Linked DNA regions of Homo sapiens: region 2 is linked to region 1. The links are chromatin contacts, found by Hi-C or POLR2A ChIA-PET in ENCODE. All regions are on one chromosome and are shown on one strand. Each heading gives the region's core, a stretch centred on a gene start or an enhancer-like site at or near the end of the contact. The rest is flanking DNA. Distances are from core to core; before and after follow the strand shown. Region 1 holds the start of PALMD (palmdelphin). Region 2 has its middle 79 kb from the start of LINC01708.

What was found. Hi-C counts contacts between places; a loop is a spot of excess contacts on that map. ChIA-PET counts read pairs that join two places held with the same protein, here RNA polymerase II (POLR2A). Pooled maps may share reads with other maps.
Region 2: a loop to region 1 is called in a map of HepG2, with 6 times the contacts of the local background. The contact joins the enhancer-like site here to the promoter of PALMD in region 1. A Hi-C loop is called at or near these places in 8 of 168 maps with a recorded cell type or tissue (Calu3, HepG2, PC-3 and 5 more) and 4 of 50 pooled maps. POLR2A ChIA-PET finds 5 or more read pairs at or near these places in 3 of 52 experiments (HepG2, MCF 10A and activated CD4-positive, alpha-beta T cell).

Annotation. Positions count from the first base shown.
Region 1 is chr1:99,644,438-99,650,168 of GRCh38, forward strand. PALMD (palmdelphin) reads left to right here and starts at 1,676. Exons shown (of 8, transcript NM_017734.5): 1 at 1,676-1,925. The coding sequence starts at 1,881.
Region 2 is chr1:99,563,974-99,569,914 of GRCh38, forward strand. No RefSeq gene overlaps it. Among named protein-coding and RNA genes, the nearest start is that of LINC01708, 79 kb to the left of the region's middle. Within about 2 kb of position 2,103, at least 2 of the 41 ENCODE cell types and tissues checked have a DNase peak (open chromatin) inside an H3K27ac peak, as active enhancers do; they include PC-3 and mammary epithelial cell, where a contact is called at or near this core.

The DNA.
Region 1 (5,731 bases), core at 426-2,925:
TGATTTTTTTTACACTTAAATATGTTTCCAACAGTAATCAAACTTGGCACACATCCAAACAATCCTCCCATTCTCTGGTCTCCCTAAGTATCCCTTCTGAGGGTGTATGAGCAAGGACAAACTACTCTCAAGTATAATTTCAGACTCTTAAAACATGGGTTTCACCTTATAGTGACTGACAGAATGAGGGCTCTGTGGTTGGGGAACTCCAGTCAACAATGTGGGGAAACCTCAGTAGGGCCAATAAGTTTCTCCAGAGGACATTCCCACACCGTTCTGCCTTAGGCTGTTACACCCAGCTGTAGTGTTCTAGGAGCTAGACAGAGAAGGAGGCTGGGGGTCCAACCACTTCTCATAAAGACTGACTTAACCTTCAGCCTGTGCCTCTCCTTGCCCCGTGTCCTTGGGCAGTCCTTGATGAATGCCACTTATAAAGTCAGGCAGCTGGTGTTCCAATCCTGGCTTTGCTACTTACTAGCTATATGGCAAATTACCTCTCTGAGCCTGTTCCCTCATTTTTAAAGTAGGGATTATAGCACTTATCTCTCAGCACTTTGCAAGTATGCATTTACCTGTAGAAAGAATGCAACAAATATTAGCTATTATTATTACTAATATCAAAACTGCAAAGGAAATTAAACCATATGTTCAATGTTTGGGTTGTCCTTTTAACCTCTTCAGCTGAATGTTGATATGAAAGCGCTTAATAGCATTCAAACACATAATAATAAGGTAGTTGGTAATTAGGATTTACTTCAGCAAAATTTAATTAAAGAACCTGTAGGGAAAAGAAAACAGACAGAGCCAATTGTACAGCTTCCCAGCCTCTGCTTTGACCTAAGAGTCTCACTGGGCTTGCCTGCCTTTTTCTAAAGGATGGGCGAATATTCACACAGTGCCGGGCTCCAGGCAGTTACCAAATGTCTCATCACATTTTCAAAGGCTCACTCCTCTCTCTTGCGTAACCGGTGAGGTCAAAATGGGCACCTTCCTGAAAGCCAAGAGTGTCATTTCTGAACAGCGTCCAAGAAAGAAAACTGCATTCCATAGAAATCCAAGTCAAGCAATAACAAAAGGTGGCACTTGGTGCTTAAGCCACACTAAATACCTTGGTGGGCCAACTTCTTAATATAGTCACATTAACACCTTTGATTTCTCCATGACCTAAAGATTCCAAAGTTTGCAACAAAGTGCTGAGCAGGGGGGTCGGGGGTGGGGTGTAGACGGGGGAGAACGAACCAATGTAAATTTACCACTACATGAAGTTTAAAGTAGCTATAGATTGTTGTATTATTATCAAATCCAATCAGTGGAAGAAAGGCAAACAAGTGACTTGGCACTTCTGCCTCAGTCAAGGTAAGGCTCTCTCCCCTAGAGCTAGCAAGCAGGTAAACGAGCTTTGTACAAACACACACAGACCAACACATCCGGGGATGGCTGTGTGTTGCTAGAGCAGAGGCTGATTAAACACTCAGTGTGTTGGCTCTCTGTGCCACTCCTGGAAAATAATGAATTGGGTAAGGAACAGTTAATAAGAAAATGTGCCTTGCTAACTGTGCACATTACAACAAAGAGCTGGCAGCTCCTGAAGGAAAAGGGCTTGTGCCGCTGCCGTTCAAACTTGTCAGTCAACTCATGCCAGCAGCCTCAGCGTCTGCCTCCCCAGCACACCCTCATTACATGTGTCTGTCTGGCCTGATCTGTGCATCTGCTCGGAGACGCTCCTGACAAGTCGGGAATTTCTCTATTTCTCCACTGGTGCAAAGAGCGGATTTCTCCCTGCTTCTCTTCTGTCACCCCCGCTCCTCTCCCCCAGGAGGCTCCTTGATTTATGGTAGCTTTGGACTTGCTTCCCCGTCTGACTGTCCTTGACTTCTAGAATGGAAGAAGCTGAGCTGGTGAAGGGAAGACTCCAGGCCATCACAGTAAGTCTGCATACAGTTATAACTCATTAACGTTGTTACTTAGAGGAAGGCAGACCGTGGCCGGCTGCCCCTGTCGCTGAGCCCTCGCAAGTGGAAAAACAGAACTGTCAGCCTTCATGGACGAGTCTCTGTTTCTCTCTTAACCCTCATGACCCTCTGTAACTCTGGGGCTTCAGAACCTGAGTGCAGGGCAAACGTTCTTGATTTTCAAAAAGGCTGTGCCTGCATTTTAAACAACAATCAAAAGCTGTTAAGGCAGTCTGATTAACTATCTTTCACACTCTGTGGTGTACCTTAGAAATGCAGTTTTTCCTTAAATGTCCATTTGACTGGCATTAGATAAAAAAACAGATCCCCAACTTGGAAACTTTTTTAAGCTATGAATGCCTCAAAAAGTTAGAATTTTTTTTAAAGAGAGAAAAAGAAATTTTAAAAATGACCTGAAACTTTATATTTGTAGTGTGGTAGCATGTTCCAGAAAGCCTAAAATAATTAAAATGAATGTTAATATACGTAATTTAAGCATTAAACAAGAGAAAACTAGGTAAAAGCACGTATCAGATTAATTCTAAGATATCAGTTTCCAGCAGAGTCACAAACTGAATAAGATCCTGATAAAGGAATGCAGTGCATGCAGTGGATTTGGAAAATATTTTGTTAATACCGAGAAGGAAAATCGTACATTTTTTATGTTTGTTCCGGGAAAAAGTCAAAGCCAGAAATAAATTACTTTTCTTAAATGATCCAGCTTTCTTTTTAATTTTATAAAACCCTGTATTTGGCAGTAACTTGGAAATCTGTGTCACAATCATTTATCCCTAGCTATAACTTTTGATGTAATTGTTTTAAGAAGAAAAAGATCTTTGGAAAGCAATATCCCAATTTCTCAGCATTTTCTGCCACTGACATTAGGTATAGGAAAAAAATGAGTACTTTTTAAAAACTGATGCTAGATCAGGGATTTTTTGTTGTTGTTCTTAAAATTTTCATTGCATAACTAATTATGCTAATCCTAATTTAGATTTTTTACTAATTGATACAATATCTTAGTTTCACCCAGGAAACATTCAGTAAATTGAAATGTCTTCTTAGCCAATAGTAAGACACCAGAAGTCTATTGATAAGGTTGGCACTTTTCCATAAAACAATGCTTTGTTAAATGTCTAGCTTCTAATTATTACATTTTCCTCTCTTCAGAAAACCTTGGTCGGGATTATTGTTTGTTTTGTTTTGTCCTTTTTTGTCATTAAACTCAGCCACCATCTCAGCTGTCCTGCTTTAAGGGACAGGAACTCGGCTCTGCTCTGTTGTTTTTGGCATGGGCCTTTTACATTACAGCTGTTGTCTAAAGGTTACTTTATTAGACTGCGTGAGTTGTGTGGTCACAGGCTCCACTATTTCTAATGCTTATATCTCCTAATTAGCTAATTGAAATAGACAAGTAGACCCTTGTTCTGAATTTGCCTCTTTCAGTTGGGGGACACCCTCGCTCAAGCCCTTTTTCCCTCCAGTGTACCTTATAACTCTTACCAAAGCCACACATGTTCCAAAGATATGGCTGTATACAGTTATTTCTAAGGCTAGGAATCTTAGTCACTGAAGGTTCCAAACGCAAATAGAGACAGAAAATCCTCATAATGTCTTAAAAGCCATCAAGAGAGTAAGTAGCTTCCTGAATATGCAGATGTATGCTTTTTTGATGATTAAAAAAATTTTTGGATTATTCCATCAGCCTAAATATATCCCATTAGAAAGGATTAAACAAATCTCCCAAGTAAGATCACAAAGTAATTCTAGCTTGGAAGTAATATACTTGTATAAAGGTTGTAGGGAAAAAACTGGAAAAAGTTTATGGGAACAAATTTCTCATAAACCAGCCTACACCTCACCAGGCTAAATCCAGTCACATTTGTCACCACCTAGAGGAAAAGTGGAGCAGTGGTGTGTCCATGGAAACAACACATCCACTCTCCTCCCTCTTGGACGCCCTGGGACACGCCAGCTTTCCTCGCCCTCGCCCTTGCCTTGCCCAGGAAGCCACCTCAGCTAGTCTCTTTCCCCCTAGGAAAATAAAATCACAGAGTATGCAGAGAGTTTGCAAGAATTATTTCATTTTTGGAAATGCTTAAGCCTCAGAATCTCCAACCTAGACTAAAACTCAGAGAGTATCTTCTCATTTTAGCTTTTTCCTAGTACTTACCTACACTGAAATAATTTTTTGTATACTTCAAGAATGAAATCAGAAGGCAATTCCCCAATGCACCCAGACATAGCAACACATAGACCTCACTTTGGAGGAAAAAAAAAAAACTTTTACACTCTAGGATCTATTTGCTTTTTACATTAAAATTCGTTTCTCCAATTGCTGGCTATAAAATAAAATAATCTTCACAGTTGTATTTATTCTACCTGGTTTCAAGTGCCTAAAAAGTCATTATTTTTCACTGCAAAGAACTGAAAAAATAAACGTATATACCTAGAATTTGACAGAACAAAGATCCAAGTGCCAGTCTTTTTCTTTTTCTCAAAAAAAAAAAAAAAAAGGTTAAACACATTAAGTAGTTGAAATGTGACACTTAGGCTCTCAAATTGAAAACTAAATTACTATCGTGATGCCATTCATTTCTCATATCAGATCAGTAAATTGAATTTTAGATTAGTCAGATGTCTTCTCAAAGATTTAAAGAGAATAAGAGCAAAATTATGAAAGTATGCAGAAACAATTGTTCAAGGGTAGATACTTCAGTTTGGGTATACCAAATATAGATTCTATTTTACACAATTACTTTCATGTTCTTCCTTAATACTTTATCCATGCACCAACTCTTCCCTTACTAAATTAATGGTCAAAGTACCCCTTTGCCTAGAAGTTCAGTTTTCAACTATAATTTAAACACAGGGCTGCTTAAAATTAATTAACTATTATGTTTGATCTTTAAAATGTCTCTTGAGGCCCTTTTCAAGTCAGTACACACTTGAACAAATAGCTGATCTTTCTACAAAAGGTGAGCTAATTGGAATTCAATAGTATTTTGAAATAGACTAGTAATTTGAAATTCACCTTTAACAATACTGGAACTGAGGATACCAATGACTCCAGCATTCTCGAGAAGAGTGAGATGAAGAAGCGTGAGATGAAGGACTGAACGTACCACTGACAGAGTTATCCCTACAGAGTTACTGTCTGAAAGTGAACGTGGCCCACACTGAAGAACAACGAAAAGGCCCAGGGGTCTCTCCTCAGAAACACAAAGATTCCCTTAGGATGAGTAACATTCCGTATACTCTTAACATCTCCTCCACAGCTAATACATTTTCTTACCCCCATGCCTACAGCGACATTGGAAAATACCATTACAAATATGGATATGCTCAAACTGGAAAATTAGATCTTAAACTGTCTTGCGATCATAGACTCAGTTCTATTTGAAGGATGAACTCAGAGGAAGTTTAAGAACTAGAATCCAATTTCAGAGAACAGACTCAACTGAGAAAAAGAGAGTAAGAAGAAAGCTGACATTTTTATTCTCCTCCAGGCTTACCTTTAACTGTAAGGAATGTGTGTTATCAACACAGTCTCTCATGCCTTTATTCAATTAATGGTTATTAGGCACCTACTATGCACCAAGCCTTGTGCATTTAAATGAAAAGAAGTGAAATAAGGGGAGTCTGGAATGTGAGGAGTGGGGATGGGAGTGCATTGTAAGTTAAAATAGAGTGGTCAGGATGGGGTTCACAAAGAGGGTGACGTTTGAGCCTAGATGTGAAGGAGGTGAGTTCTGTCAAAAGTTAGACAATAAAAATAA
Region 2 (5,941 bases), core at 853-3,352, 80 kb before region 1:
AAGACACATGCACACGTATGTTTATTGCAGCACTATTCACAATAGCAAAGACTTGGAACCAACCTAAATGTCCAACAATGATAGACTGGATTAAGAAAATGTGGCATACATACACCATGGAATACTATGCAGCCATAAAAAATGATGAGTTCATGTCCTTTGTAGGGACATGGATGAAACTGGAAACCATCATTCTCAGCAAACTATTGCAAGGACAAAAAACCAAACACCGCGTGTTCTCACTCATAGGTGGGAATTGAACAATGAGAACACATGGACACAGAAAGGGGAACATCACACTCCGGGGACTGTTGTGGGGTGTGGGGAGGGGGGAGGGATAGCATTAGGAGATTAGGAGATATACCTAATGCTAAATGATGAGTTAGTGGGTGCAACACACCAACATGGCACATGTATACATATGTAACAAACCTGCACGTTGTGCACATGTACCCTAAAACTTAAAGTATAATAATAATAAAATAAAATAATAAATAAATAAATAAAATCCAGAATTTCTGGGGTTTTCTCAAAAAAAAAAAGAAAAAAGAAAAGAAATCTATCCAGCAATTTTGAAAGCCTTTTTGACTACAGGAACAAACTAGTTCTGGTAAAATACACCACATTTTGGGTTAGGATTCCAAAGATTGAGCCTTAGGAATAAAGATAAACCAGAAGTGGTTCAATCTTTGCAGAGGCTAAAGTATGGCTTCATATTGTATCAATTTCTATAATTAGAATGAGATAATCTGGGATTACTGGTATCCCTAGCCAAAAGAAAACATACAATTAATAAGGTCTAGGATGACACTATCTGGTGCTTCAAATTAATTTTATAGTTTTTCATATACATTGTTTAGCACAATCAAGAATAACCCAACAATGTATTTTAAAACCAAGAAAAATAAGAGACAACAGTTCTAGAGCTACAGGGCACCTAGGTTATGAAATTTTTATACACAGACTTTAAGCATTTAATAATATGTCCAAAGATACAAGAAAAACATACACTAAGAACTTTAACTAAGAAAAAAGAAACTATAAAATAAAACCAAACAGATTTTCTGGACATGAACAGTATAATAATTGATACTAAAAATTCAATGAATGAGTCTAAAATTAGATCATACATAGCTAAGGAGAAAATTAGTGAACTGGAAGCAAAATTGGAATAAATAATCAAAATGAAGCATGAAGAGATTAAAGTATGCAAAATACAGAATAGAAAGTAAGAGATACAGGAGATACCATGAAGTCTAACTTTGAAATCCCAGAAGAAAAGCAAAAAGTGAATGAGGCAGAAAGAAGGAATTTTAAAGTTATAGAGAAAGCCTCTTTCAAAGGAATTAAAATCAGCTGGCTTTAGCAATACTTTCTGCAACAATCCATGTCAGAAGAAAATAAAATGACAGAATTCTCAGTCATGGCCCAAGAATTGTATAAGCAACTTAACTGCCATTTTCCTAAATTCAGAAGCAAACTGTGAAAGTTATTCTCTTTTAACTAAAAGAAATGAGCATTGAAGTGCATGATAATTATATTAATATGTTTTACATTTTAGTGATAAAATGGTTTTAATATGTTATTATGCTCTTCTGGACTTTAAATAACTTTTCACATATTATATATATATATATATTTTACTTTAGTACTTGTGAATATGAAGTTTATTAGCCTATAAAAATCCAAAGCAAAAAGTATCCTACAATTGCTTTAGGTAAGGTTTAAAATATACCTTAAGTTTCAAAGAACAAGACAGCAAATATTTGACATAGTCCTCAGTTAAATATTCTTAACAAAATAAATGTGACCAAGAGGTAGCTGAACTCCAGGGAATTTTTGCCTAGTGATGTGACACTGAGTAATCAACTGAAGATAAAATCAATGCCCAGGGAAATTTTTAGTTGTAAAAGCTAATTTTTAATAATAAAATATGTTCAAATTTCATAAAGTTTCTCTCCCAAAAGCTGCTGACAAAAATTTTGCAATCCCTGGGCACTACAGAAAGATGTCTCATGTGAGAGCCAATTAACGTAAGGTGTATTTGGATTCTGTTTGATATAGCATGAGATGAGCTTGATCAGACTAGTATTTAGCAGTGTGTGCTTTTGAAGTTGAGGGAAATTTGTTTATAAATTGCTTAACTCATTTAGCAATGAATATCTCTGGCATACTACCAGGTACCAAAGTTATCTGAAAAGATTCATTTACTTCTAAAGGTGAATCATTTACTACTCACTCTCTAGTTGGGTGAGGTCAGTATTGGTAAAACTTTTCCAATATTGTCTTAATAATATTCATTTCCCAGACTCATAGGAGGGAAAATGTACTCGGTACACACAGCTTCTGGATAATTGTGCTCTATTATATCAAGCTTGATGAGTTGGCTCAAAAAACAATATACATATGAAATTTCTTCACAATTCCAACACCTTGTAAAGGCCACTGGATTCCACATCCCTACAGGATTGACTTGAAGATCATTTCAAGAAGGGGGTCCTTTTAGATCATGTGGTAATGCTGTCGTTGTACAGAAAATAAAATTTAATGCTGAAATAATTATAGAGGCAACTCCATAATAGCAGTGATTTAGAAAATTATTCTCTTTAGGAAATTGAAATATTTTTTGAAAGCCTCATTGAAATCAAAGAGAAAAGGAAATAGAACTCTGAGCAGAGAAAAAGCAAATATCAAACCTACAGAGCATACAGAGCATAGTTCATGTGTGAGTACTAGCAGAAAAGAGGTCAACAACACTAAAACTAGAATCCAAAACAGGGTTCACCAGTCAGAACAAAAGTCAGACTAAGAAAGATAAGCAGCCCAGTCCAGAGTCATTCCACAGATAAGCATGAAACTATTAGATGAACAAGGATATTGGGCAATCTATCTCATGTATGAAAGGAGAACTGACCAATAGCTTTGGACTTTGTATGATGCCGATGTGGGTCAATATCACTCTGCTCTCACCAATCAAGGGGCTTTATCTGGCACTTACACACTGGCAGGACAACGTTTTCAATGTAAGTTCAGTGATTTTAGGTGTAGCCAAATCTTCCCTTTAATGCAAAGCCTTCTTAGTTGACAAACTCATTTGATCTGAATAGATTTTCAAAGATCAAAACATAGGATGAGCAAATAAAATAAACATAGGATCCAAATAAATATGTCAACCTATGGATTAAACAGTAGAATGGAGGGGAGGGAGTAAGAATCAGTGAACTGAAAGGTAGAATACTCGAAATTATTCTACCTGAAGACAGAAAATAGGATGAAAAAATAAAGAGACCAATTGGATTATAACAGGTCTAACACATCACCGGTGTTCTGGAAAAAAAAAAAGAGAGAGAAACAAAACAGGGTTTAAAAAGTATTCAATAAAATAATGGATGAAAACTTCTCAAATTTGACAAAAGGCATAAACCTACAAAGTCAACAGCTGGGAAAACCCCAAACAAGATCAACCTAAGAAAATTTACTCCAAGATACATTGTAATCAAACTTGTGAAAACTAAAGAAAATATATATATATATATATTGGAAGCAGGGAGGAAAATGACATATTATGTATAGACAAGAAACAATTTGAATGACAGTGGATTTCTCATCAGAAACCACAGAGGCAGAATAAAGTGGCACAATTTTCAAGTACTGAAAATAAAGAAATATCAACCTAGATCCTATATCTGGAGAAGATATCCTTCAGAAATGAAGAGCAAATCCATACATTCTCAGGTGAAAAAAAAAAACTAAGAGAATTTGTCATTAACAGATATATACTGTAAAAAAAATAGATTAAATTATCTAAACAGACAGAAACTGATTTTTTGTTTTGTTTTTTTTTTTAAAGAGCCTTGGAACATCAGGAAGAAAGAACATGGTAAACAAAAATATGGTGAATACAATATTTTCCTTCTCCTCTTGAGCTTTCAAAATTATGTTTGGTGATAGATGCAAAAATGTGATGTGGCTCTAAATGCAGGTAGAGAAAAAATTTCAGACAATTTTATTGTAAGTAAGTGAGGGAAATATATATAAAAGAAGGCAATGTTTCTCAATGCCACTCAAATTAGTAAAATTATGAAACCAATAGACTATGATAAGTTATGTATAAGTAATGTAATACCTAGAACAATTGTGAAAAAAGCTATTCAGAAACACTATAAACAAAATAAAATAGAACTAATAGAAACCTTCCAGTAACTCATAGGAAGGTAGGAAAATTAAAAAAAAAAACAGAGGGAACAACAGAAAACAAAACAAAAAAATGATATGCTTATGTCTTACATATCAGTAAGTACACTAAATAAAAATGGTCCAAATCTACAAATTAAAAAATAGAGGGTGAAAGAATAGACTGGCAGAGTATATGACCCAACTATTCACTGTCCACAAAAATTCACTTTAAGTAAAACAATATAGGCAGGTTAAAAGGAAAAGGATGGAAAAAAACACCTAATAAAATAGGCTTTAAAAAAAGAGAAAATTATTAGAGATAAAGAGGCCCATTATAAAATGATAAAAGGGTTAATCCACCAAAAATACATAGCATTATTAAAGTGTATGTGTCAAACAACAGAGATGCAAAATACGTGGGGAAAAAAACAATAGAACTGAAAGAATAAACCCACAATTTTAGTTGTTTTCTTCAACAACTAACTCTCGACAATTGATAGAACAACTACACAGTTAATCAGCAAAGATAAGGAACTCAGCAACACTATCAACGAACAGGATATAATCAACTTTTATAAAACAGTTCACCCAATAATAGTAGAATACACATTTGGTCAAGTGAGCACAGAACACATACCGGGATAAACTATATCCTGAACCATAAAAGAAATATCAACAAATTTTTTAAAATTGAAATCATACAGAATGTGTTCTCCAACCACAAATAACTAAAATTACAAATCAATAAGAGAAAGATAGCAGAAAAATGTCCAAGTTTGGAGACCAGACCACAGTAACCCATTGATAAAAGAGGAAGTCTCAAGGGAAATTAAAAAATATATTGAACTGAATGAAATGAAAATACAATATATCAAAATTTCTGGAACACACTAAAGCAGTGCTGAGAGATAACTTTAGAGCACAAAATTCATGCATTACAAAAAAAAGAAAAGTTTCAATTCAACAATCTAAGCTCCCACTTCAAGAACAAAAAAAGAAGAGCAAACTGAATCAACAGCAAGGAAAATGAAAGAAATAATAAAGGTAAGAACAGAAATCATTGAAATTAAATACAGAAAAATGAATGAAACAAAGAGCTGTTTTTCAAAGATCAATTAAATTGACAACCTTTTGCAAGACTGAAAAAGTAAAAAAGATAAAAGACATAAATTACCAATACCAGAAATGAAAAAGAGAATATCACTATGGACCCTACAAATAACAAAAGAAAAATGAGGAAATGCTATAAGTTACTTTACACACATAAATTTGAGAAAGGAGATGAAATGGGCCAGTGTCTTAAGCTTTCACAATGAACCTCATATGAAATAGATAATTTAAATGTGCTTGTAAGTATCAAGGAAATTGAATTTATAATTTTTAAACTTCCAAGAAAGAAATCTCCAGGTCCAGGTAATTTCAATAGAGAATTCTTCCAAACTTGATGAACTCCACTTTTACACATTCTCTTTTAGAAAATTAAAGAGGGAAGAAGCTAATATTTTGTGATGTTAATATTACCTTGATACAAATACCTGATAAAGTTAGTCAGACAAACAAACAAACAAAACTACAGACCGATATCCACCATGAACATAGACACACATAATTTATTGCATATTTCAAAATAGCTAGAAAAAGAGAATTGTTAATGTTCCCAAAACAAACAAAAGATACATGTTTGAGGTGATGGCTATCCCAGTTACCCTGATTTAATCATTACACATTGTACACATGTATCAAAATATCACATGGACCCCAAAAA